Regions from separate parts of the Mus musculus genome. Here all the other regions are linked to region 1. The links are chromatin loops, found by intact Hi-C in ENCODE. Cell type or tissue: heart. All regions are shown on one strand. Region 1 holds the start of Ppig (peptidyl-prolyl isomerase G (cyclophilin G)). Region 2 holds the start of Ubr3 (ubiquitin protein ligase E3 component n-recognin 3). Region 3 holds the start of Ssb (Sjogren syndrome antigen B). Region 4 holds the start of Mettl5 (methyltransferase like 5). Region 5 holds the start of Bbs5 (Bardet-Biedl syndrome 5 (human)). Region 6 holds the start of Ccdc173 (coiled-coil domain containing 173).

The links. Hi-C counts contacts between places; a loop is a spot of excess contacts. Peaks named below come from ENCODE experiments on the same cell type or tissue, not always from the same donor. Only the 100,000 strongest peaks of a DNase experiment are listed, where the experiment ranks them.
Region 2: a loop joins it to region 1, with 2.4 times the contacts of the local background. A loop is called at or near these places in 4 of 42 quality-filtered maps.
Region 3: it touches region 1 in a loop (5-fold over the local background); 8 of 42 quality-filtered maps call a loop at or near these places.
Region 4: it touches region 1 in a loop (2.2-fold over the local background); 7 of 42 quality-filtered maps call a loop at or near these places.
Region 5: a loop joins it to region 1, with 2.2 times the contacts of the local background. A loop is called at or near these places in 5 of 42 quality-filtered maps.
Region 6: it touches region 1 in a loop (3-fold over the local background); 9 of 42 quality-filtered maps call a loop at or near these places.

What each region holds. Positions count from the first base shown.
Region 1 is chr2:69,721,224-69,725,223 of GRCm38, forward strand. Ppig (peptidyl-prolyl isomerase G (cyclophilin G)) reads left to right here and starts at 1,865. Exons shown (of 14, transcript NM_001081086.1): 1 at 1,865-2,140. In heart, no CTCF peak of the experiment used is centred here; DNase peaks (open chromatin) are centred at 1,598 and 2,098; H3K4me3 peaks cover 2,580 bases; H3K27ac peaks cover 1,819 bases.
Region 2 is chr2:69,894,132-69,898,131 of GRCm38, forward strand. It overlaps Ubr3 (ubiquitin protein ligase E3 component n-recognin 3), which reads left to right and starts at 3,115. Exons shown (of 39, transcript NM_177783.6): 1 at 3,115-3,708. The coding sequence starts at 3,164. In heart, a CTCF peak has its summit at 1,550 (motif pointing right); DNase peaks (open chromatin) are centred at 3,080 and 3,690; H3K4me3 peaks cover 1,240 bases; H3K27ac peaks cover 1,148 bases.
Region 3 is chr2:69,859,703-69,863,702 of GRCm38, forward strand. It overlaps Ssb (Sjogren syndrome antigen B), which reads left to right and starts at 1,860. Exons shown (of 12, transcript NM_001110145.1): 1 at 1,860-2,010; 2 at 3,522-3,613. The coding sequence starts at 3,548. In heart, no CTCF peak of the experiment used is centred here; DNase peaks (open chromatin) are centred at 1,509 and 1,879; H3K4me3 peaks cover 2,583 bases; H3K27ac peaks cover 1,922 bases.
Region 4 is chr2:69,883,347-69,887,346 of GRCm38, forward strand. It overlaps Mettl5 (methyltransferase like 5), which reads right to left and starts at 2,269. Exons shown (of 7, transcript NM_029280.4): 1 at 1,903-2,269. The coding sequence starts at 2,011. In heart, CTCF peaks have their summits at 748 (motif pointing left) and 2,299 (motif pointing left); a DNase peak (open chromatin) is centred at 2,285; H3K4me3 peaks cover 1,970 bases; H3K27ac peaks cover 1,342 bases.
Region 5 is chr2:69,645,340-69,649,339 of GRCm38, forward strand. It overlaps Bbs5 (Bardet-Biedl syndrome 5 (human)), which reads left to right and starts at 1,832. Exons shown (of 12, transcript NM_028284.3): 1 at 1,832-2,003; 2 at 3,683-3,765. The coding sequence starts at 1,945. In heart, no CTCF peak of the experiment used is centred here; a DNase peak (open chromatin) is centred at 1,912; H3K4me3 peaks cover 1,480 bases; H3K27ac peaks cover 1,102 bases.
Region 6 is chr2:69,788,777-69,792,776 of GRCm38, forward strand. Ccdc173 (coiled-coil domain containing 173) reads right to left here and starts at 710. Exons shown (of 9, transcript NM_001077684.1): 1 at 639-710. The coding sequence starts at 687. It overlaps Phospho2 (phosphatase, orphan 2), which reads left to right and starts at 961. Exons shown (of 4, transcript NM_028521.2): 1 at 961-1,180; 2 at 1,510-1,545; 3 at 3,561-3,715. In heart, a CTCF peak has its summit at 1,712; DNase peaks (open chromatin) are centred at 845 and 1,705; H3K4me3 peaks cover 1,680 bases; H3K27ac peaks cover 1,221 bases.

The sequences.
Region 1 (4,000 bases):
TCATAGAGATCTGCCTGCCTCTGCTGGGATTAGAAGTGTGCACAACCATTTCCTAGCAATGTTTGCAATTTTTAAAAGATATATCTGTTCATTTCTCTGTATATGTCTATGTCCATGCATGTGAGCTTGAACATGTGTATTCAAATGCATGTGCATTGCCGTCAGAGAGGACACTGTGTGGCCTTGTCTATTGTTCTCTATCTAATCATTTTGAGTCAAGTTTTCTCCCCAAATCTGGGATGTTCTCAGCTAGGCTGGAAGCCAGAGAGTCTTGGGACCTATCTCTATTCACTTTTTTTGAGCTGGGATTACAGGTTTGCACACGAAGCCTCTCTTATTATGTGGGTGTACGGATCTGAATTCTGGGCCTCGCAGTTGCACAGCAAGAGCTCCAATTTGCTATGTCTCCAGCCCGAGTTCCTGAAACTTGCTTGTGAGTTTTGGGAGTTTCATCCTGATTTCCCTCCAGGAGGAAACATTTCTGTCCAGATGAAATAACTGTACAACACTCTGCCTTACTTCAATCTTCTAAATTCTGTGTAGGTCTCTGTAGCCTCAATCTTAGAGATCCGACTACCTCTGCCTCCTAAGTGCTGGGATCAAAGATGTCCACCGCCACTGTGTGGCATCCTAGATTTAATTTTTACAATGGAATTCCTTTTTGTTTGTTTCTGGCTTTAAAAGATCGATTTCTCTCACAAATTAAGATCTTAGGTGAATGAGCCCGATAGGAGGCATTTCTGCTCCATGTAGTTATTCTGGGATCTAAATTCCTTCCATTATGTTATTCTAATGCCTGCCAGTTCCTTGTTTGTGGATGATTAGAATATATTGGCAAATGAAGAAAATAAGAGGCAATGTCTTAAAGCCTAGAGCAGCATGCCACTTTGTCTCAAATTTCATCCTCGAAAATTAAATCACATGGCCAAGGGCTGGCGAGATGGCTCAGCCATTAGGAGCACTTGTGGCTCTTGAAGGAAGACCCATATTGAGTGTCTCGTAATGCTTTTAACTCCAGTTTGGGGACGGGGAGGATCTGACACCCTGTTCTGACCTCTGCAAGCAGTTATAGATATACAGTGCATATACACACAGGCACAAATACAACCATATTAAAATAGGACCAGGCATTTGGGATAAGAGGCAGAGGCAGGGTAATCTCTTAAAGAGTTTGATGTCAGCCTGATCTACGTAGAGAGCTCCAAGGCAGCCAAGGTATATAGTAAGACCCGGTCTCAATAAAATGTTAATCCCCGACTACTGGGATTAAAGGCATGCGCTACCACGTCCCGAAAGTAGCTCATCTTTGTTACTAGCTTTTGAGCGTTTGCTGAAGGTTCCTTGGAGGCAGAACGTCTCTCTAAATACCTCGACAGAGGATGTCACTGTTTATAAAGTGATGCGCATCATTTCGGGAGCGCTGTGACATTCTGACGGATCCACACCGATCCAATCAACTCTCAGAAACCATCAAGCGACCCGTCGGGAACGTATTTTAAAAGGCAGAAGAGACCCTACAAGCTCAAGGAGAAGATGCTGACGTCAGCCCGGGAACGCCGGGAGTCGCCGGCACCCATCCCTGACGTACTTCCGGCGCGACACCTTCCCTCCACGCCTGGCCTGGGCTGTGGGGGAGGGAGGCGGTTAGTGGGCTTTAGCGCCTTTCCTGACGGCGGTAGATTTGAAGCGCTTTCCAGGACCGGGCCGGGAGACGAGAAGCCCGCGGCGGGGCAGGTGAGGGATGCGAGAGCGTCTGTCGGCGCGGCGGCGTCTTCTGCGGGCCTTGGGGACGAGAGCGGGAAGGGCTCAGGGCGAGGGGCGGAGCCGCGGCGGGCCTCTGGGCCGAGGTAACCGTCTTTCCGTCGAGGTCTCTGGGCTGCTCGGGCTCGGAGGGGTGGCCCCGGGGACCGCGGCGCGGCCTGGGGCCCCGTGGTGGCCCGGCGGCTTGCAGCCGAGCCCCGGGGCGAAGGAAGCGGCTCTTCCTCTCCAGCCCCCGCCCTCCCGGCTCGGGCGCACACCTCCTCCCTGACGCATTTTGCCGCACAAGCTGTAATATGGCGGCAGCGACGGCAGCCTCGGCTCCCGGGAGCTAGGTTCGTTTTGGAGGCTTCAGAACCGGGAGACGGAGCGCTGCGGCGTGGTAGGTGGGACCTCTGGTTAGGGAAGGGGGAGGCGCAGCGCGAGGGCCTGTCAGGTTAGGGTTAGGGAGGGACGGGCGCAGAGCCAGGATCCCCGGGAATAAAATCGACCGCGGGCTCCGGTCCTCCCGACCTTTTCCTCCCGTAGGACAGCGGCTGGCGTGCATGCCTCAGTGACACAGGCCCTTGGTGTTAGGGACACTCCTAAAACTCAAATGCGAGATGTTAACCTCAGGGCCTTAGAAGTTTTCTCATGTTCCTGAGCGACTGGAAGCGGCCGGGCCTTTGGGGGAGGAGGATTCTGTTGAGGAGAAGATGGTTTCTGAACCCCGTTCGCCTTTAGGAGAAACGAACTGATTTTTTCCGTGTTTCCTCTTGATGTCGAACAAAGTCAACCGTAGCGGGCATCCGTTGTCTAATTGTTTTGGAAAACCTTATGGAAGCACCACCCTGTGCACTCAGTTTGATTTCTTAGCACGAATACATTACTTGCGCTAAGTAAAGATTAAGTAAAGACTCTCTTTGTTTGTTTGTTTTTGATCACCAGAACATTTAAGAAATAATACAGTGTTTTGAAAATTTGGAAGGTCCATATTAACTTTCAGAAGCTAAATCCAGAAAGGATAAGATTTGTGTTAGTGTCATTCCCATTGTATAAAGAATATGATGACTAGTAATTGCTATTTTGTAACAGATACTGGACAGTTCGAGGAAACCTTTTTTATAAGTTTTAAAAGATAGCCATAAGAGGAACTGCACAGATACTTAGAAAGGCTGCTTCTAACTTACCTAAAAGTGTAACTCCTGATTTGGTGTCACAATGTCTATAATCCCGGGCTGAAGAGAAAGGGTCACCAATCAAGGCCAGCCTGAACAACTTGATGAGACAAACAAAAACACCTTAGGGACCCCACTCTTTAATTTTAATAATGTGGAGTGTTATTAGTCATGTAATAGTTTACATTTCTCTCTGTTTAAAAGAAGCTAGTTGCTTAACAGTTTCTTTAAGCTTTATTAAATTGATTGGGTTGTTCTGCTCACTCCCTAAGTAGGTTGGTGTGTGTGTATGTATGTGTGTGTGTGTGTGTATATATATATATCAAAAATTGTATTTTTTATTTCTGTAGGCCAAAATTTGGACCTTGAGATGTGCAGGCAGTACTTCAAATATTCAGAGAAGACTGCTATAATTGGACCTTTGACTTTTACTGACAAGGCGCATTTTTTGCTTTGTTTGAGGTCTTTGGCATTTTTAGGGCAAGCACCACTGAGCTGTATTCCTAACCATTGGTCTCCACATTTGTTTGTGTGCATAGATTCAAGACTTCACAACTGAGGGCAAGTGCTAGATCACTGGACCACAAACTAACTCCTAAGTTTTCAGAATACCTGTTAGGTGGTGTTTTTCTACCAGCTCATTTTTTGCATACCAGTAGTTTGTGTATATCAAAAACATTAAAGAAAATGGTTCTATTTGGAAGAGCATAGGTGACTTTTCCTGACAACTCAAAATGTTAGCTTGTTTTACTTAATTCATCAGCAGTGTATACATTTGTAAATGTATGCAAATGTTACTAATTAGTTAATTTTCATTTCTTATTTGATCCATGTGCATACTTTAAGAGTGAGCTGATGAAGCTGGTTTGAATGTTAAAATGCTTCCCAAGCAGGAAATATTTTTAAAAGGTGGGATATATTTTTGCCCAGTTCTGGAGGTCTCAGTCCTGTTGGCCTGTTCCTTTGGATCCTGTGGCAAGGCATTACATGGTGGGGGACACACAGTAGAGCAAAATGCCTTCTTGTGGAGTCCAGGAAACAGAGGATGGAGGGAGGGGGCTGTCCCAATACTGCCTTCAAGGACT
Region 2 (4,000 bases), 170 kb after region 1:
CAGGAGGCTCTGGTTTGAAGGTAGCCTGAGTTACAAAACATTTCAGAGATGGCTCGTTGGGTAAGAGCACTGGCTGCTCTTCTGAAGGTCCTAAGTTCAAATCCCAGCAACCACAAGGTGGCTCACAACCACCTGTACAGCTACGGTGTGTACTTGCTTGTATACATATAAGATAAATAAGTAAACCTTAAAAAGACAAAGTATTTCAGATACATATATGTAAAGAAATAAATCTTTTTTTTTTTAAATAAAGAACAAAGCAGATGCTTGCGAGGATGTGGAGAAAGAGGAACACTCCTCCATTGTTGGTGGGATTGCAAGCTTGTACATCCACTCTGGAAATCAGTCTGGCGGTTCCTCAGAAAATTGGATATAGTACTACCGGAGGATTCTGCAATACCTCTCCTGGGCATATATCCAGAAGATGTTTCAACTGGTAAGAAGGACACATGCTCCACTATGTTCATAGCAGCCTTATTTGTAATAGCCAGAAGCTGGAAAGAACCCAGATGTCCCTCAACAGAGGAATGGATACAGAAAATGTGGTACATTTACACAATGGAGTACTACTCAGCTATTAAAAAGAATGAATTTATGAAATTCCTAGGCAAATGGATGGACCTGGAGGGCATCATCCTGAGTGAGGTAACCGAATCATAAAAGAACTCACATGATATGTACTCACTGATAAGTGGATATTAGCCCAGAAACTTAGTATACCCAAGATATAAGATACAATTTGCAAAACACATGAAACTCAAGAAGAACGAAGACCAAAGTGTGGACACTTTGCTCCTTCTTAGAAATGGAAACAAAACACCCATGGAAGGAGTTACAGAGACAAAGTTTGGAGCTGAGATGAAAGGATGGACCATCTAGAGACTGCCATACCCTGGGATCCATCCCATAATCAGCCTCCAAACGCTGACACCATTGCATACACTAGCAAGATTTTGCTGAAAGGACCCTGATATAGCTGTCTCTAGTGAGACTACGCCAGGGCCTAGCAAACACAGAAGTGGATGCTCACAGTCAGCTATTGGATGAATCACAGGGCCCCAAATGGAGGAGCTAGAGAAAGTACCCAAGGAGCTAAAGGGATCTGCAATTCTATAGGTGGAACAACAATATGAATTAACCAGTACCCCAGAGCTCTTGACTCTAGCTGCATATGTATCAAAAGATGGCCTAGTCGGCCATCAGTGGAAAGAGAGGCCCATTGGTCTTGCAAACTTTATATGCCTCAGTACAAGGGAACGCCAGGGCCAAGACGTGGGAGTGGGTGGGGGGAGGGTATGGGGGAACTTTTGGGATAACATTGGAAATGTAGATGAAGAAAATACCTAATTAAAAAAAATAAAGAACAAAACACCCCATTGCAACCCCCAAAGCCCCAGGAAAATGATCAGTTAGTAAGGCTGCGGGGATGAGAATTTATTGCTTAAGATAGTTATTGAATACATCAGAACCTTTTAATTTTTTAAATTGTTTTTTACGTATGGGCATTTTGCCTGCATTGGTGTATTACTGTGCAGCACTTGCACGCAGCGGCCAGAAGGGGGCGTTGGGTTCCCTGAAATTGGATTTAAAGTTAGTGAGCTACTATCGGGGTGCGAGGAATCAAACCTGGGTCATCTGGAAGAGGAGCTAGTGTTTTAAAAAAATTACTCATTCCATTCGTTTACATCTCAAATGATATCGCACTTCCCGGTTACCCCTCTACCAATCCCCCTCCCCACTCCTGTTTGCCTGTATGAGAGTGACCCACACTCTCAAGGCTCATGCAGCTGGTGCTCTTAACCAGACTCATCTCTCCAGCAACCCTGGGAATGTAGCTCAGTTGTAGTTTTTCCCTTGTATGCACGGTGCTCTGGTTTCAACCCCTGACCCTGTAAACCAGGCATAGTGCAATAATTCCAGCACTTTGAGATGGAGGTAGGAATTCAAGGTCATCTTAGTTTACACCGAATGCTTGAGGCCAGTCTGGGCCGCAGGACATGTCTTAAAACTCGTAAAGAAGCAAGCAAACTAACCAAAAACTTTCATGGAATGGTGAATGGGTTCCAGTGGCTGGTCTCTTTGTCTTTGACTCTGATCCGGACAGCGAGAAACAGTGATGTTGGTGGATTTTGAAGAGATAACGTAAGGAGCTTGGTTCTTCTCTCCAGTAAAGAGTTTGGGTAAGAGGATAACAAGAGGGCCAAGTAAATGGTGCTTGTTGCCAAACCTGATGACTTGAGTTTAATCCTCAGGAAATCAGATAATAAAGAACCAGCTTCCATAAGGTGTTCTCTGATTAGATGTGTATCGGAGGACTTCTACTCAAACAAATAACTTGAATGTAATTTTTTAAAAAGACAAAAAAACAAAACAAAAACAACAACAACAAAAAAACCCAACCTTACTTTTAATGTGGGCAGTGGAGGGCACCCCTAAATTTTCAGCACTCAGGAGGCAGAGACAGGCAGATCTGTGTCTACAGAGCGAGTTCCACAGAGAAACCTTGTCTCAAAAAATAAAAACCAAACCAAACCAACCAAACCAAGCAAATCAAGAGGAAAAAATAAATAAATAAAAGAAAAGAATCTTACCTTAAAAAAAATTTATTTTAGGAGATTCAGGGGAAGTATTTAGGAGGCAGCTTCACTAACAGCAGGAATTCAGTAGTAATTAAGTCTCTGATAACAGCAATCAACATCTGAAGACCAGATATGGATGCCTAAAATACATCTGGTAGATGTTGTGTTTAATTCCTATGTTCCAGGCAAATAAAGAAAAAAAAAACCCACTTATCTTTTTTCTTTTTATTTATTCTTCTCTCATACATTACATACATCACATACATCCCGACTACAGAGAAACCACTTTTATTAAAGATTGTCTTTGCGCCGAGTTCTTGTGTAAGTAATACTTTTGAAAGTTGGGAGTCAACAGGTTAGAGAGACCATAGGAGCAGAGCCCCAGCCTGGTGGGTGGTGGTGGGGAGCCCGACGAGGGGCGGGGCTTGGCAGGAGGGCGTGGCCAGGGGCGGGGACCGCGCAGAAGTGCTCTGCAGCGCCGGGTATCGCGAGAGTTGGGCGGGCCGAGCCATCGCAGCAGTCAATTCCCCCACCCTCCCGGGAGGAGCCGGGGGCCTGGACTCTGCAAATTCTGAGCTCTCATCATGGCGGCGGCGGCGGCCGCGGCGGCCGTCGGGGACCCGCAGCCGCCCCAGCCGGAGGCGCCGGCGCAGGGGCTGGCTTTAGACAAAGCGGCCACCGCCGCTCATCTGAAGGCCGCTCTCAGCCGGCCGGATAACCGTGCGGGCGCCGAGGAGCTGCAGGCGCTGCTGGAGAGGGTGCTGAACGCCGAGCGGCCGCTGGCCGGGGCTGCGGGCGGCGAGGAGGCGGCGGGCGGCGGCGGCGGCGGCCCGGGCGAGGCGGAGGAGGATGCCCTGGAGTGGTGTAAGTGCCTTCTGGCCGGCGGCGGCGGCTACGAGGAGTTCTGCGCGGCCGTGCGGGCCTACGACCCCGCGGCGCTCTGCGGCCTGGTCTGGACGGCCAACTTCGTGGCCTACCGCTGCCGGACGTGCGGCATCTCCCCCTGCATGTCGCTGTGCGCGGAGTGCTTCCACCAGGGCGACCACACTGGACACGACTTCAACATGTTCCGCAGCCAGGCCGGGGGCGCCTGCGACTGCGGGGACAGCAACGTAATGCGGGAGAGCGGGTGAGTGGAGTCCTGGCGAGGCGAGGCGAGCCGGGCCGTGTGATCTTGCGGGGGTCGGGGGGGAGGAGCCCCAGGGGGAGATCCCTGGGAGCCGACCCGCATCTGCCAGGGGAAGCTTGGGGGAGCGCGCAAGGGGTTGGAGGTGACTGAGCTGTCACTGGTGGGAAGGGGGTGGGGAAGAGAGGAGAGCATGTGCGGGGAACCAGGCTGAGAAATTTCAAGGAGGTCAGGGTGGGCGAGCGATGCGGGAGAAGGGTTCATTCAGTGTGTGGGGCGAGAGGGCAGGGACGGG
Region 3 (4,000 bases), 140 kb after region 1:
AACATATATTTTGAAGGTGATAATTCATTTCCTTGAGTTTTGCTAATGGTACCTTTTATTATATTCTCATGAGAATGGTAGAAGGAAATAAGATTTTTTATATTATTTAATATAATTTATACAACATTACATTAATATTTGCAGTATTTGGAGAAAATGGTTATGTGAAACACCTTTTGCTTCTGAGCACCGTGCTTGTGAATTTCACAAACACCAGTAAATGAAAATCAGTTTGTTTTTATCACTATATATTATTTAACTTTTTAATTATTTGGTGGTACACATATAGTCGATTCTAATTTTTCTTTTAATCACATAACTTACTATTATGAACATTTAAGTTATCTAAGTGCTTATTTATTTATTTTATGTGTGTGTCCTGGGAGTATGTATGTGCACTGTAAGCGTGCAGGACCCAACAAAGATGAGAAGAGAGTGTTAGAGTCCCTGGAAATGGATTTATAGTAGGTTGGGAGCATTTACACACATGGTATTTTTCCACTGTCTATCCATGCAGGCAAAACACCCGTACATAAACTTAAATCTTTAAAAAAGGAAAATTTAGCATTTATGTCTCACAGTAAGTAGAAACTTGAAAATTTTTTTATTGAATGTAATTAATCTAAAGTTAAAACTACCTGAGGATAATACTAGTAAATTCTTTTTTCTTTGGCCAAAATGGCATGTATAGTTAACCTATAAATGCATTTCTTCTTCTTCTTCTTCTTCTTCTTCTTCTTCTTCTTCTTCTTCTTCTTCAAATTTTAGAGTTTATCTGTTTGGGAACTTCCAAAATGCTCTGAGATTATGAAGTTATTTTGTGAAAGTAATTTTTATATTCCAGGAACACTGAAGGAAAAAGATGATGTCATAAGGAAATTGCACCTCTAAAACGTTAAAATTGTTATGTAAAAAGTGGCAGTCCTGACTTAAGTGTGAAGTCTCTCAAACTATTCTAAATGTACTTCTTTCCTAGCAAGAGACTTTTTTGTTTTGGTTTGGTTTTTGGTTTTTAGAGACAGGGTTTCTCTGTGCAGTCTTGGCTGTCCTGGAACTCACTTTGTAGACCAGGCTGGCCTCGAACTCAGAAATCCGCCTGCCTCTGCCTCCCAAGTGCTGGGAGCAAGAGACTTTTAAAAAGATTTGTTTGTAATCCCAGCACTAGGGTGGCTGGAGGCAGAAGCATAGTTTGGGATCAGCTTGGGTTACTCATTGAGTCAGACTCCAACATCAAAACAAGCAAAGATAGACAGCAGCAGCAAGAGGGGGAGCAGTAAGAGCCTGGTGATGTAGGTGAAGTCCCAGCACTTTGTACTGAAGCAGGAGTTCGAATCATTGGCCAGTTTGTGCTTCAGAGAGCTAGCCTGTCGGAAACCAAGCAACTGTATGGTTTTTTAATTTTTTTCCAAAACCACAACACCATGCAAGTCAAATACATTGCAAAAGGCCAAGCGTGCTGGCGCACCCCTTTAATAATGCCAGCACTCCCGGAAGAGGTAGGCGAGTGTCTCAGCAGAGGCAGGAGGAGTTTGAGGGTCAGCCTGGTCTACAGAGCAGCGCGAGTTCCTGGATAGCCAGGACTACGCACGGAAACGCTGTCTCAAAAAAAAAAAAAGGAAAAAAGAGACAAAGGGGGAAAAAAAGAAAAACCAAGCGCTACAGAAGAAAGAAGGGAAGGCTCGAACATACTGCCCAGAAACACATTAAAAACAAAGATCTCCACAAAAACACTTCCTGTCAGCCCCTAACATTCTGCTGAGCAATTTAACAATTTCTCGGGCGGGAGGGCGGGACTCCTCCTCCGAGGATTGTGGGAGGCTGCGGTAACGGCGCGTGCGTGGAAAGCAGAGCCGGGCCACTGCGTCCGCGGCCACGCCCACCTGTCCGCAAGGGCTGCCGGGAAAGCCCCCATCTTTAAGCGCGTTTGGCTGGCCCGCCGGCGCTCGGAAGTCCAGGCGCTTCTGTCGTTGTTCTTGAAGCTGTGGTGACCGTGGGATCCGAATCTTTGAGGTGAGCTTCTTGGAAACTGAGGAGAAGGTACGAAGGGCTGTGCTATGCGCAGGCCTCACCTTCCTCTCCGCGCCGCCGCGTGGGCCGCGCGGCCCGTGGCCGTGTGCTGGACCGCGGCCCGAGGGGGCGCGGGCCTCGGCGAGGCCACGGAGCGGGCCCCGGCCAGAGATGCGGGCGCCTGGGGCTTTCCACGTGGCAGGGATCCCGGCGGGCCGGTGTGGGAGGATGCGGCTCTCGCGGGGCCTTTAGGCAGAGGCTCGCCGCATCCTCACGGCGTCCTTTCGGTTTGTTCCTTGCACCCCTTTCCTGACTGGCCAGAGGCGGATGTTTCGGACCATTTAAGTCTTTAGGGTGGTCGGTGCGGGTTAAACGCGACAGGGTTCTGTGGGGACTGACTGGAGGCCGAAGAAGTGGGGGCCGCTATTGGGTTCCCAGCGTCGCTATCTTTTTTTTTTTTTTTTTTTCCTTCAAAGAACTGCCATTGCCATTCTGTCTTCAGTGTGAAACAGTCCCTAAATTGGGTAGGCCGCAGAAGTCTTGCAGGGGCTAACTAGGTCGTTATTGACCTGTGTCTCTGTAGTAATGAGAAGTGAGATTGTTGGTAGTGGGAGACAAACCAGCGCCTGTAACAGTAAATTCTGAAGTGGGACGTGTACTTCGTAGATTTCCCATTACAGGACCAGTGTATCGCCAGCAGTCTCCAGCATTTTGAGCAATGTCTCAAGAAATATACCAACAGTAACTCATAACTATATTCAGCTGCTGCAGATAAACTCTTCAAGAGCTGGTATACTTCCGTACAATATGGTAGGGTGGTTTAGTAAGGCGCTGAAAGCCAGTAAGACAGAAGATCCGGTTTGTGATTTCTAGCAAACCAGTATCACAGTCCCTCTTTATTCTAGGATTGTTGTCAGACCGTGAAACAGGAAAGTGGCTATAGAGTTAACCAGTGTAGTAGTGTTTTAGGCACATCCTTACCTTCCAGCGTCCCTAGTTTAAAATTTTTTGTATCTGTGCTCACAAGGTCCCATTTTTCTTGTATTCTCCTATATAGTGTCTAACACCGTAACTTTCATATCTGAACTCTATTTTCATTTTTACCAGTAATAAGTTTTGGTAAGTCAGCTGTGACTAATTTGAAAAGAAACGCAAATAATTGGCATTGAGGGCTATAGGAATATACTGCTGGCAGACTATAATACTGATATTTTTAAAGCTAGAAATGATTCAGGGGTAGTTAAGTGGACATTTTCTGCTTTTTTGTTTTTATCGCTGAACTTTGCTTTACCAACTACATGAAGAGTTTGGTTACAAAGTAGGATTTACTGGGAGGAGGGGTTGTTGATCTGAGTTTTCCATCCATAATCCAAGGTGTTGCTTTGTTGAGATGTATGAGAATTCATAGGGAAACCTGTAAGGTTAGGAATTCTTGAAATTAAAAAAAAAGTGGCATACTTTTTACTCATTCTCTTGTATTGACTATTATATAAAAATAATAACCTTCCTACCAGTGTGAGAAACTTTACAGATAGCCACAATGGCTGAAAATGGAGATAATGAAAAAATGACTGCTTTGGAGGCCAAAATCTGTCATCAAATTGAGGTATGATTCTTGTGTTGTTAAATTGTAACTTAAGATGAAAACAGAACATCTAATAGCGATATGTGGGCTTTTCAAACAACTGGCTTAGCTTTGATTCTTGGAGTTAATATGAATGTATTCATATTAGGGCAAAGTTAGAAGTCTCAAGAATTACAGACATTCCAAAGGTAACACTGTAGACTGGTGTTTATTTTTGAGACACAGAGTTCCCAAGTCTGTAAAATGGAGGTAATATTTGTAAGTTGATGTGAAAATTAATGGTGTGCCTAATATCTAACAAGCTAGCATAAATTCCATGGTAAAGTACTTCTGGTCAAATAATAGTTTATTCTATCTAGTTAGTTCTCTTCTAAAAAGTTAACATAACTTTTTAACAAATTATGCATT
Region 4 (4,000 bases), 160 kb after region 1:
TGTGATTCCTAGCATCCACATGTTGGTTCACAAACACCTGTAACCCAGGGGAAACAATACCCCCTTCTGAACTCCACAGGCACCAAGCACATATGTGGTACACACATATATACACATGCAGGAAAAACACATACACATAAAATAATAAATCTCTCTCTCTCTTTTTTTTTTTTTTTTTTTTGGTTTTTCAAGACAGGATTTCTTTGTATAGCCCTGGCTGTCCTGGAACTCACTTTGTAGACCAGGAGGCTGGCCTCGAACTCAGAAATCCGCCTGCCTCTGCCTCCCGAGTGCTGGGATTAAAGGTGTGCGCCACCACACCCGGTTAATAAATCTCATTTTTAAACCAACTCTGGGATAGTTAATTACTGTTGCAGGTACTTTGAAACTCATGTCGTGCACATTAGAAACTAGGTATGAAAGAACTGATTATGTATGTATGTATTTGTTTGCTTGTTTATTTTGAGACAGTGTCTGGTTATATAACCCTAGTTGGCCTGGCTATATGGTCCAGGCTGGTCTTGAATTCACAATGATCTACCTGCCTCTGCCTCCCAAGTGCAGGAATTAAAGGAATGTTCCAGCATACCTGGCCTCTACTTTTAATCTTTTAAAAATTAGGTTTTGGGGCCGGAGAGATGGCTCAGTGGTTAAGAGCACTGACTGCTCTTAAGGTCCTGAGTTCAATTCCCAGAAACCACATGGTGGCTCACAACCATCCATAACGAGATCTGGCGCCCTCTTCTGGAGTGTCTGAAGACAGCTACAGCATACTTACATACAATAAATAAATAAATCTTTAAAAGAAAATTAGGTTTCATTACAAACCTTACAACCAGAAGCTGTAAAAAGTCACAATGAGAAAACCAGGGACTTGTGTGGTAGTAGCTGGCTCAGTGTGTACTGTACTTACCCAGAAAGCATTAGAACCTGAGCTCATATACCCAGCAGCCATGTAAAAGGTCAGGTGTTCATGATTATAAACCCAGTGCTAGGAACACAGGACAGAAGGATCTCTGAGGCTTGCTGGTCAGCCAGTTTAGGTGAATGGGTAAGCTCTAAATACAGTAAGACCCTGGCTCAAACGTATGGAGAGCAACTGAGAAAAACACCCTATGTTGACCTCTACCCTCCATACACACAAGACACACGAACATACACACGCTAAATACATAGCAGACTAGTCTTAATCTGAACACAGTTCATTGCAAATCTGATTGGTGATATGACACTATTTTAGAATGAAAACCCATGGAGATTACATTGGCAGCTTACACACAGCCATTTTGGAACTGAAAGAGATTCCCTCTTGCAGGTACTCCCAACCAAAAGAACTTTACCAAGTCTTCCCTGCTACTCTGCTAAGGGTGTTACATATGAATGGATTCTGCTCTATTCTCTCCTACATTCTCAGTATCAATCTCTGGCACCAAGCAAGAGGTCATTTGTGAAGAAACGCTTCCTCAACTGTCCACAACCTGAAACTCGATTTCTAGTATTTGTCTCTAGGGCAGAAATACGTAACACGGGAAATACATGTCCTTGACTTCAGTACGAAGTTATCTGTATTAAGCAAATGTTTAATGAGCTCCTAACTAGTACATGACTCTCTAGACACCGAAAAGACTAACAAATTCCTTGCTCCTGAGAATTTACAGTGTGTTGAGAGAAACAAACAAACAAACAAACAAACAAGCTGTCTGATAATGCTAATGGACACTCAGAAAAAACAGTAAAATGAGTGGTTGGGTTCGGAGTGTCTACGCTGCAGTGTCAGAAAACTACTTTGTCTAAAGGTATGGTATGTCTCCAGAACTTCCTTATATCCAAATCGCTACTTATTTTCATCATGAACTGGACAGGATCAAGCCCCAAGAGGGCACGATGAACCAGCCGCCCTACCTGCAATGTGCGGCCTGGTGGGATACTGTTCTAGAAGTAACTTGGGCTTTTCGAATCCATCCACTTCTTGCAGGCGACTCTCTAGTTCCTTAAGCTTTAACTTCTTCATCGTTTTCTCTGTATTTTAAAGTTTGGGCTCCTGGGGCTTCACAGCACGGGAGCTGCAGGGAAGTCTACCTAACCCGAAACTCCCCAGCGGTGCAGGGTGGGGGTGGGGTGGAGGGTCGGGGACAGACTATTTAGGACTCAGCGAGGGGATCCCACGAGCCTCGCGGGGATCGCCGCCCGTGGAACCCAGACGCTCCAGGAAAGCACTCGTATGCCTCTAGCTGGTCCTCGCGGTCCCTCCCCGCAGTGCCGGAAGTACCGACACGCATGCACGCCCTCTGCCGGGCGCCGAGCTGCAACCTCTGCCGGGCTCCCTGGTTCCGACGAGGACCAGAGTGGTTTTTTTGGTCCGCGTGGGCGCCATCGGAAGAAGCGGTCTTCATCGGCGATCACAAACCAGCCTCCACCAAGCCCGGGAACGCCAGCTTTGTCTTGAGTATCTATAGACCTGCAAGGGATGGGGAGAGAGTTGAAGGCAATATGGGACACCAGGCCCGTGTCCACCCACGCCTCAGAAAGTAGCGGTCTACACCCACCTCTGCGTCCTTCTCCAGTCGAATGCTCGGCTTTAATCTTCCCGTCCTCGTTTTCTGAGGCTTCGAGTTTCTTAGCACTTACGGATGTCAGTGAAGCAAGAAGAAACGTCAAAAGAGATTTGAAAAGAAAGAATATTGCCGGCATGGGTAGTGTACATTTTAGTTCCTCATTCAGGAGGATCTCTGTGAGTTTGAGGATGGCCTGGTTTACAAAGTGAGTTCCAGACCAGCCAGGGCTACACAATGAACAGAGAATATGGTTGTGGTGTCAAACGTAGGAAACACTATGAAACTTGTTATTCTGAAAACAGAAGTTGTGGATTGTGGGGAAAAAATGGAAGTAGGCACATAGCAGCAAATTTTAAAAATAATTATAATTATGAAAAGAAGACTTAAGGTGACCAATGCCTAGTAAGCTCGAATGACTTTATTATTGCCATTAATAGTCGTATTTTATTTGAGCCCAGGGCTTTGTGCATGCCTGGCAAGCGACTACTGAACTGCATTCCTAATACCATTGCCACCATCACCATCATCAAGATATAAAGAGACAAGAGCATGTCTAATAATAAAATGTAGAGAATAGAAAGTGTTTAAAACACAGGAGTGGAGGTGATGGTGACTTAACACTTATAAGATATGCTGAAGAGACAATGACAGGTGAATCTCTGTGAGTTCCAAAGCCAGTCTAGTTCATGTAGAGAGTTCTAGACCAGTCAAGACTACATAGACCCTATCTCCCTGTCTTAAAAAAAAAAAAAAAAAAAAAAAAGCAGGCAAGATACAAGATACCCTGAAACCCACAAAGGAGAGAACTGATTCCTGAAGTTTATCTTCCAACCTTCCCCACACAGAAAATAATAAATCAAATAAAAATTTAAAATAAGAAAAAAGTATGTTCTTTTAAAACAAAGAAAAGGTCTTGGCCAGGCCATTAAGATCACGCTGTTCTTCCAGAGGACCTGTCTTCAGTCCATAAGGATGGCTAACAACCATCTCTAACTGCAGTTGTAGGGGATCTGATGTCCTCCTCTGGCCTCTGAAGGCACTGCATGCGTGCGGTGCACAAGCATACATGCAGGCAAACCACAGATACACATTTTAAAAATTCTTAAAGACAAAGAAAATATTGGATGCATTTACAATCTTGTTTGTTTGTTTGTTTGCGTGTTTATATTGAGACAAGGCTTTGCTACAAGTCCATAGCTAGGATGGCCCCAAACTCACAGAGAACTGCCTGCCTCTGCGTCAGTGCTGGGATTAAAGGTATCTACCACCATTCAGGGCACAGCTCCCCAATCTTGAGGGGTCAGGATCCAGTACTTAAATACAAGATTGCCCTCAATAGGATGATTTCTCTTTTTATTATTTTTAAAGGAGTAGAGAGCTGATGAAGTTGAGAATGTATCTAAGATTATTTTCTATGAAAAGTACATTTCACAGTTACCAGAATG
Region 5 (4,000 bases), 76 kb before region 1:
TTAACCACTGAGCCATCTCTCCAGCACTCATATAAAGGCACAAAGAGAAACAAGGAAACATGTGGAGATAATGGGGTTTTATTATCTCGATTGTGGTGGTAACACACACAAGTATTCAAGTTCCAATTCACCAAACTGTATACATTCTTTTCAAAATACCATTCGTACTTCAATAAAACTAGAAGAAATATATTTCAATCAATATTGACTCACATTATTAAACAGAGTAAAAAAAAATTGCTTTGAGATACGAGTCTTACTCGAAAGACTGCCCTGCCTAGCCTAGAACTTACTAGTAGGCCAGGCAAGCTTTGAACTCACAAAGATCTGTCTGCCTCTTTCTCCCAAGTGCTGTATTAAAGATGTGTGCCATTGGGGGCTGGTGAGATGGCTCAGTGGGTAAGAGCACCCGACTGCTCTTCCGAAGGTCCAGAGTTCAAATCCCAGCAACCACATGGTGGCTCACAACCATCCGTAACAAGATCTGACTCCCTCTTCTGGTGTGTCTGAAGACAGCTACAGTGTACTTACATATAATAATAAATAAATAAGTCTTTAAAAAAAAAAAAAAAAAAAAAAGATGTGTGCCATTACTTCCAGCAGCATACCAAATCCCATGTCACCTTTTTTTAAAGGTGAGCATGGTGGTTCACACTGCAATCCTAGTACTCAGGAGGCTGAGCAGGAAGATGAACGTTAACAGGATTTGAATAATATAATAAATCCTAAAACCAAAACACCATAGTGCATTAAACAAGTAGCTGGGTAGAGAGGCTCTAATCCCAGCATTCTGGAGCTGAGGTGGGAGGGTTGATGGGAGTTCAAAGCCGCTACATCGTAAGTTTCAGGCCAGTTTGGCCCACAAGTGAAACCCTGTCTTGGAGAATACAAACAGCAAATGAAGTGTTCTGTGTGCTTACATACTCAGTTATACATAATGTGAACCCGTGACCCAGCTAGAGTTTAAAAGGCAAGTGTTTTCACGTCACTCTGCTTATGGAACCATGAGAGGCTCCTGAGTATGCCCAGGAGACCCCAGATCACTCTTTGTGAAGCAGTAATTTATTTAACGTGTTACTTGTTTATTGATAATTTTCATATAGTAAAAGAAAGCCATTTGATTCGTTTAAAAATATATAAAGTATGTTTATAATCCCAGTATTAGGGAAACTGAAGCTGTTACATTTCGAGGCCAGTCTGGGCCACAAAGGGAGACCATGTCAAAAAAAAAAAAAAGAAAGAAAAAGAAAGAAAGAAAGGAAGGAAGGAAGGAAGGAAGGAAGGAAGGAAGGAAGAAAGGAAGAAAGGAAGAAAGGAAAGGGGGAGGGGGAAGGGGAGAAGGGGGAGAGGGAGGAGAGACAGAGACATAGTTTATCTTGTACTCTGTGCTGCACATTGATCAATGCGGTGAACTTTAAGAATCAGGTGTCTACGTTTTGTTTGCTCACAATAGAGGGACCCCAGAGCTGATTTGTGAAATAGGACGCAAGGGCTGGCACTATACGAATCTAGGGAAGCAATGGTTCTGACCAGATGTAGTAGGACCTCTAACAGGTTCTGAGCCTCGGGCTGGAATGTAGCCAGAGATCCAGGCCACCAGGGTATGGGAGGTGGGCAGGGTCAGAGCCCCATCAAACCAGTAATGTAATTTGATGAAGTTAAGATTTCTAAATGGTGTAGGAAAACAGCAGGAAAGCTGAAATGGCTAAAGTTCTGCGCAGAGAACAGAGAGGTGACTCAGAAGTGAAGCAGCTTCCCAGCCACCCGCCTCAACAAGACCAAATGACGCAAACGGGCTGGGAAAAGAGCGCACACTACCTGGTGGAAGCTTGGGCCCCGGCGCCCGCCGTAGATGTCGTGACAAAGCCGGCGCGTTGCCTTGGCGCCCATAAGACGCCGCCGAGCAGCCACTGTGGATTTCATCGGCGAGCTCCCTCGGTCACCATGTCTGTGCTGGACGTGTTGTGGGAGGACCGCGACGTGCGCTTCGACGTGTCCTCGCAGTGAGTCTCAGGATGCGCTGAGACCCCGTGACTATGGTCCCCTGCGGTCTTCGGCCCTGCCCTGGCCAGCGGCCTATCTCAGTGTGCGCCCATCAAGGCTGTGACCCTCCGCGTCCTGCGGTGGAGGGGACATAGGGCAGGGATTCCGGAAAGCAGGGTTCTAGAACAAAATCCGGAATAGCATTGCACACTACGGGCCTCTGCACGGTTGGCGTGTCTGTAAAATGAGGGCGGTGGGAGTGAGAATTCTCCAAAACTCCCGACCACGCAAAGCTTGTGTCGGAGCTAAGATTTCATTTAGTCCTTATCTAAATCTTTGAGAGCTTGTTATAAAGAAGCCCTGTTTGTGGGGGAATATGCTTAAAAGAGGAGATGGTTAAAAACCCTTCCTGCCCAGAAATCAGGGAGGGGGTCGCTGAGATCGTGATGGAAAACATAGAAGCTGAAGTTCTTGGATCAATAACTACACGGCGCCTCAGCTGCTTCCTAATGGTGCTTTATCATGAGCACTGTCTCCTAAAATAGAAAAAATGAGATATTGGTACATTTCTCAGTCTTTGTAGTAACTGGATGCCTAACATAGTATTCGTTCCTTTTGGAAGTTGAGGGAGGAGGTATTTGTGAAATTACAAAGTACAGTAACTCATTACACACCTTCTATGGCTTTCCCTGTAGTTCAGGGAGTGCCGTGGGTCTTAATCCAGACGAACCCTGTTTTCATGAACATTTTCAGTTTACAGACATCTGTCTCAAAAATCAAGACAGGAAAATAAGAGGGGTTGATTATCACACACCCTTCCTCATTCTAGTGCAGGAGAGTAGTCGTCACACAGCTAACTCAAAGGATCAAACGAGCCTGTGGAGATAGAGTGCTTTCTGTGCGCATCATTCACAGTGGAGGTCAGAAGTTAATTTGCAAAGCCGGGCGTGGTGGTGCACGCCTTTAATCCCAGCACTCGGGAGGCAGAGGCAGGTGGATTTCTGAGTTCGAGGCCAGCCTGGTCTACAGAGTGAGTTCCAGGATCAGCCAGGACTGTACAGAGAAACCCTGTCTCGAAAAACCAAAAAAAAAAAAAAAAAGAAGAAGAAGAAGAAGAAGAAGTTAACTTGCAGAAGTCGATTCTCTCCTCTGACTGTGTGGGTCCCAGGGATGACAGACACTCAGGTCATCAAACTTGGTGGTAGCCACCTTTACTCGCTGACCCACTCACTACCCTCCTGAGGATACACCTCATACAACCCTTTTAAAAACCATCCTCTCCGTAACCGCCCGACGACCTTCCTCTACTTAGAAACCTCTGGGGGTTGTCCACCACTGTCCACAGATAAGGCCTATACTTATCATCCTGCAGTCTCAGGTTCTTTGACTCTTCTCCATAGTTACACTTCTCTCCCTAGTCAGTGCCCTTTCTTCAGAGCCATGTCCCTTCTGTTCCTCTTTTTCAGTCATGCATCCTTTGCTCTTTTCCATTTAGTTATCCAAGACTCCGCTTCTGGTCCTAGCTGACTCTCAAGTGGCCCTGGTCTGTTCAGGCACCACTGACTCGTAGGGTCTAGAAGTGCATGAGCAGTCCGGGCTGTATACTTTACAGTACTGGCTGTCCTGTGTCTCTGTCTCTCCTCTCTAAGGAGATGGACAGCAGATGAAGTTATACACCTCGCATTTATGCTTATTTTAGACAGATGAAAACAAGACCCGGGGAAGTCCTCATTGACTGTTTAGATTCCATTGAAGACACAAAAGGAAACAATGGAGACAGAGGTGAGCACATTGGAGTTTTACATTCTGGTTTAGTTTATAAATGTTGGTTCATGGGCTGGTGAGATGGTTCAGTGGTTAAGAGCACTGACTGCTCTTCCAAAGGTCCTGAGTTAAATTCCCAGCACCCATGTGGTGGCTCACAACCACCCATAATGAGATCTGACACCCTCTTCTGGTGCGTCTGAAGACAACTACAGTGTACTTATTTATAATAATAAATAAATCCTTGGGCTGG
Region 6 (4,000 bases), 68 kb after region 1:
TTCAAATTTCCAAGAATCTATTAGTTACCATGACAACAATTAAACTTGTGGAAAGACTTTGTTTTTAGAAGTCCTACTTGCTCACATCTTTGAAAAAAAATCAAATCTTAGGTCACTTTAATTGGTCACTTTAATTACCTCATTATCATTTTTTTTTTTTTTTTTACATTATCAAAGCATTTGACTAGGGGAGAATTTTAACTTTAGCGTGGAAAGAACTGAGGTTTTTCCGTGAGCTTTAGAAAAGATTACTCAGCAGGTCTGCAACATTATAAAGATTTTGATAGGTCAATAACATTTCCAAACGGCATTCCAAAATTTATTCAACGAATTACAAAGCTTAAGTGCCCCGAGTGTCTGACGAGTTACAGCTGGGGTAAGGCTCTAACTGCTGCCTTTTCTACCCCTATTCTACTCCTAGTCTATTCTTTCTACTGCTACGCTCCCCTAGTCCTCTTTCCTTTTTCCACTCATTCACCTGAAGGCCAACCTGCCTAACTTCCAAGGATGCTTGCTGGGACTGCTTTCGACTTGGTTAAAGCCCATTTCAAAAGGCAACCGAAGCCCTCACTTTGTCACCCTATGCTGGGGTTCTAGAAACAACAACCCCAGCTCCGGCACGGGCCAAGGCAGCTCACCTTGGCTTTCCTTCGCCTGCCCGGAGCGCCGTCCAAAGCGCACCTGCATCTTTAACAAAGCTGATCCCGCGAGTCCAGAGCAGGTGATACTACTTCCAAGCTGAAGTCAGCTACTGAGCGATAACTAAACCATTTGGTTGTTTAGCAACCACGCCGGAAGTGACGTCAGTCTCCAATCCAGGAACCAGGAAGGAGCCCTGTCCGCGGCTGAACCGAGGCCCGAAGCCCGGGTGTGCGCGTGCGCAGTGCAGAGCAGTGGGCGAGCCGGCGCTAGCAGTTCACCGGCTGCGTAAGGCACGAGAACCAACCGGCCGACGCTGGTGCTGATGCTGGCGGCCCGCTGCGACCCAGGCCTGGGTCAGTGAGGAGCCCTCGGTCCCGCTCGGCCGCTGCCGCTTTTCTCACTCGCTGCGCTAGTTTGGAACCGGCCGGTGTGCGAGTCGAGGCCCAGGCTGGGTGCGAGCTTCTACTCTGCGCCCCGCTGGCTGAGGTGAAGGACAGCCCTTTGACCACCGAGCCACAAGGATTAAAGGACAGAAAAGGTGTTTTTAAATGATTTGATTTATGAGGCATAGTCAGGACTATATGAGACCCTGTCAGTTGTTACGTAGGACTATTAAAACTTGAATGTTGTCCCCAGAACATTCGCGTTGATACCTTTAACATACATTAAACTGCTTGGTAAATAACTTGTAATTAGTGTACTTCGGGAACCAGTCAGTCTCTAATGACACAAAAAGTGGACTGGCACTTGATCTCAGCAGAGGCTCTCCTGACATATCGCTGTACAGCTGATTTCATTACTAAATTAAAGGAAGTGCGACTTTCAATAATGAACGTTCTAATGCATAGTTGTGCTATCTCTCCTCAGGTTTTCTATCAGAGATGTTCCACTGTAATAATGCTGGTAAGTATGGAAGGATTAATAAAAATTTCTGGAGACGGAACTTTTGTGTACTTGTGCTAAGCGAGTTGAAAGCTCCGCAGGGCTGGAAAGGTCAGGGATTGAACTGTCTTTGTAGGCCAACAGCCGCTTGCATAGTTTGTGAGGGAGCACGACGCCTAGCGAGAGATCGGTGAATTACACAGTGCTAGCTGCATCCCCAGCAAATTGTACCTTTCTCTTCCTAAGGCCCTCTTCCCACAAGATAACGCAGAGTGAGCAGGAAGTTCCTTCACGGGACAGAAACTCTGAGCTGAGGGACCTCACCACAAGGGACAACACAGGTGCCCTTTAACCTGTTCACTCTAGAGTTATCCTTGAAGCAACTGGGGCAGAGTATATAACTTAGAAGGCAGAAGCTGTGTAGACCACGTCTCTCAGTGAAAATTATCAGGAGTTTTACCAAATTAGTTACAAGTATTGAACCTCATAAAATATCTCAGTAACGTTCTCATATGGTCTTATATTTCAAATAGGGTCTCATATTTGACTTGAAACTCCCGATTGCAAGTGCCTTTTCCATACAAGTTGGTCTAGAACTAGTTTTTTTTTTTTGGGGGGGGGGTTGGGTTTTTTTTTTGTTGTTGTTGTTTTTTTTTTTTTTTTTTTTTTGTCTCGAAGCTCTTTTGCACCCTAATTGGAAACAGAATTTAAATGACTATTGAGATATTTTAAAAACAAAATCAGAAACAAACAAACAAAAACCCACAAATGACAATTAAACCACTCATTAAGATCTGGCCACTGTCCATAAACCATTTTATGCGTGCTATACTTAGTTATGTGTATGTTTGTATATGTGTTTGTGTGAGAGTAAGTGCACATGATTGAAGGTGCCCAAAGAGACTAGGGCTGTCAGACCCCCCTGGAGCTTCAGTTACAAGTAGTGATAAGCCACCAAAACTTGGATCTTCTACAAAAACAGTCAATGTTCTTAACTGCTCAGCTGCCTCTCCAGCCCCTTATTTATTTACTTCTTTGGGGTGTATGTGTGTGTGTACTCGAATGTAACAGCCATGGCATCTAGAGACATTAAGTCCCCTGGAGCTAAAATTGTCCCACCTGACTTGGGTTCTGAGAAGAGCAACATGGGCTCTTACCCAGTGAGCCATCTCTCCAGCCCTGAGAATACTGTTTTGATTTTGTTAATAAAATGTGTTACTGTGTGTGTATTGAGTGAGTGTGATGGTGTACTAGTCAGACGGCAAGCATTTGGAGTCCTCTTCCCCTGTGGGGGTGTCTTGAGGATCTCACACTGAACTTGTCAGACTCGTTCAGCAAGGGGTTCCCCATCCTCTCTGCTCACTGGCCCTCTTCACACTGCACACTTGACACTGCGTAACCGAAGCTGCGTCCAACAGTGCAGCATTATGTCTGCCTCAGCCTCCTGAGTGCTGGGATTACTGGTCTGGTTTTCAAATTTTCAAACTTTAGTAAAAGAGTTCCCTGGTAAATTGACATTGTTAAAAGTTGGTCTGTGAACTTCCTTAAGTTTTGTAGATTTCTATTTTAAGTACATCACTCATAGCTGAATATAAATAAAATAATAGTGTTTCCCTTTTAATGAGAAAAACTGAAATGATATTCAGTTGACTTCATACTTATGATTTTATTAATCAGATAAAATATTTTTATGGCATTCTTTTTTTAGTATTTATTCCAAGTATATATGTATAATCAAATTGTTTCTTCATTGCTAGTACATGTTTTGTTTTGTTTTGTTTGTTTTTTGTTTTTCGAGACAGGGTTTCTCTGTGTATCCCTGGCTGTCCTGGAACTCACTCTGTAGACCAGGCTGGCCTCAAATTCAGAAATCCGCCTACCTCTGCCTCCCAAGTGCTGGGATTAAAGGCATGTGCCACCACGCCTGGCTGTTTTTGTTTTTTGTTTTTTGGGGTTTTTTTTTTTTTATATGAAGAAGATGAATCTAATTAGAAAAAATAAATTTTGAACCTTTAAAATATTTCTATTAATTTTAGGAGTTAAAAAGTCTTTGTTCCTTTGCTGCATATCAGAGCAATTTCTCTGCATACAGAACTGGAGTAATGTTTACAAACAGCTGGCAAATTGAAGACTGCAGTGGCCTAACCTCTGTGCTGAAGTAGCATTAATTGGACTGCAAGTACCAGTTTGGGTAAGTGGTTTTAATAAAAAATATGTTTACAAGACAGGAAAAAAATCTAAAATTGAGAAAAAAATACTCTTAGATTAACTTTAAATGTGAGTTTACTTCACTCATATTCTTCTCAGCCTGGTCTGTTGAGTGAGTTCCCGGACAGCCAGGCTACACAGAGAAACTCTGTTTCAAAAAACCAACCAAATTTTAAAAATTCACTAATTTGTTAGGGAAAATTTTTCTTTTAATATGGTGCTGGAGATAAAACTGAGGTGTCGCACATGTTAGGCAGTCTCTCCCTCT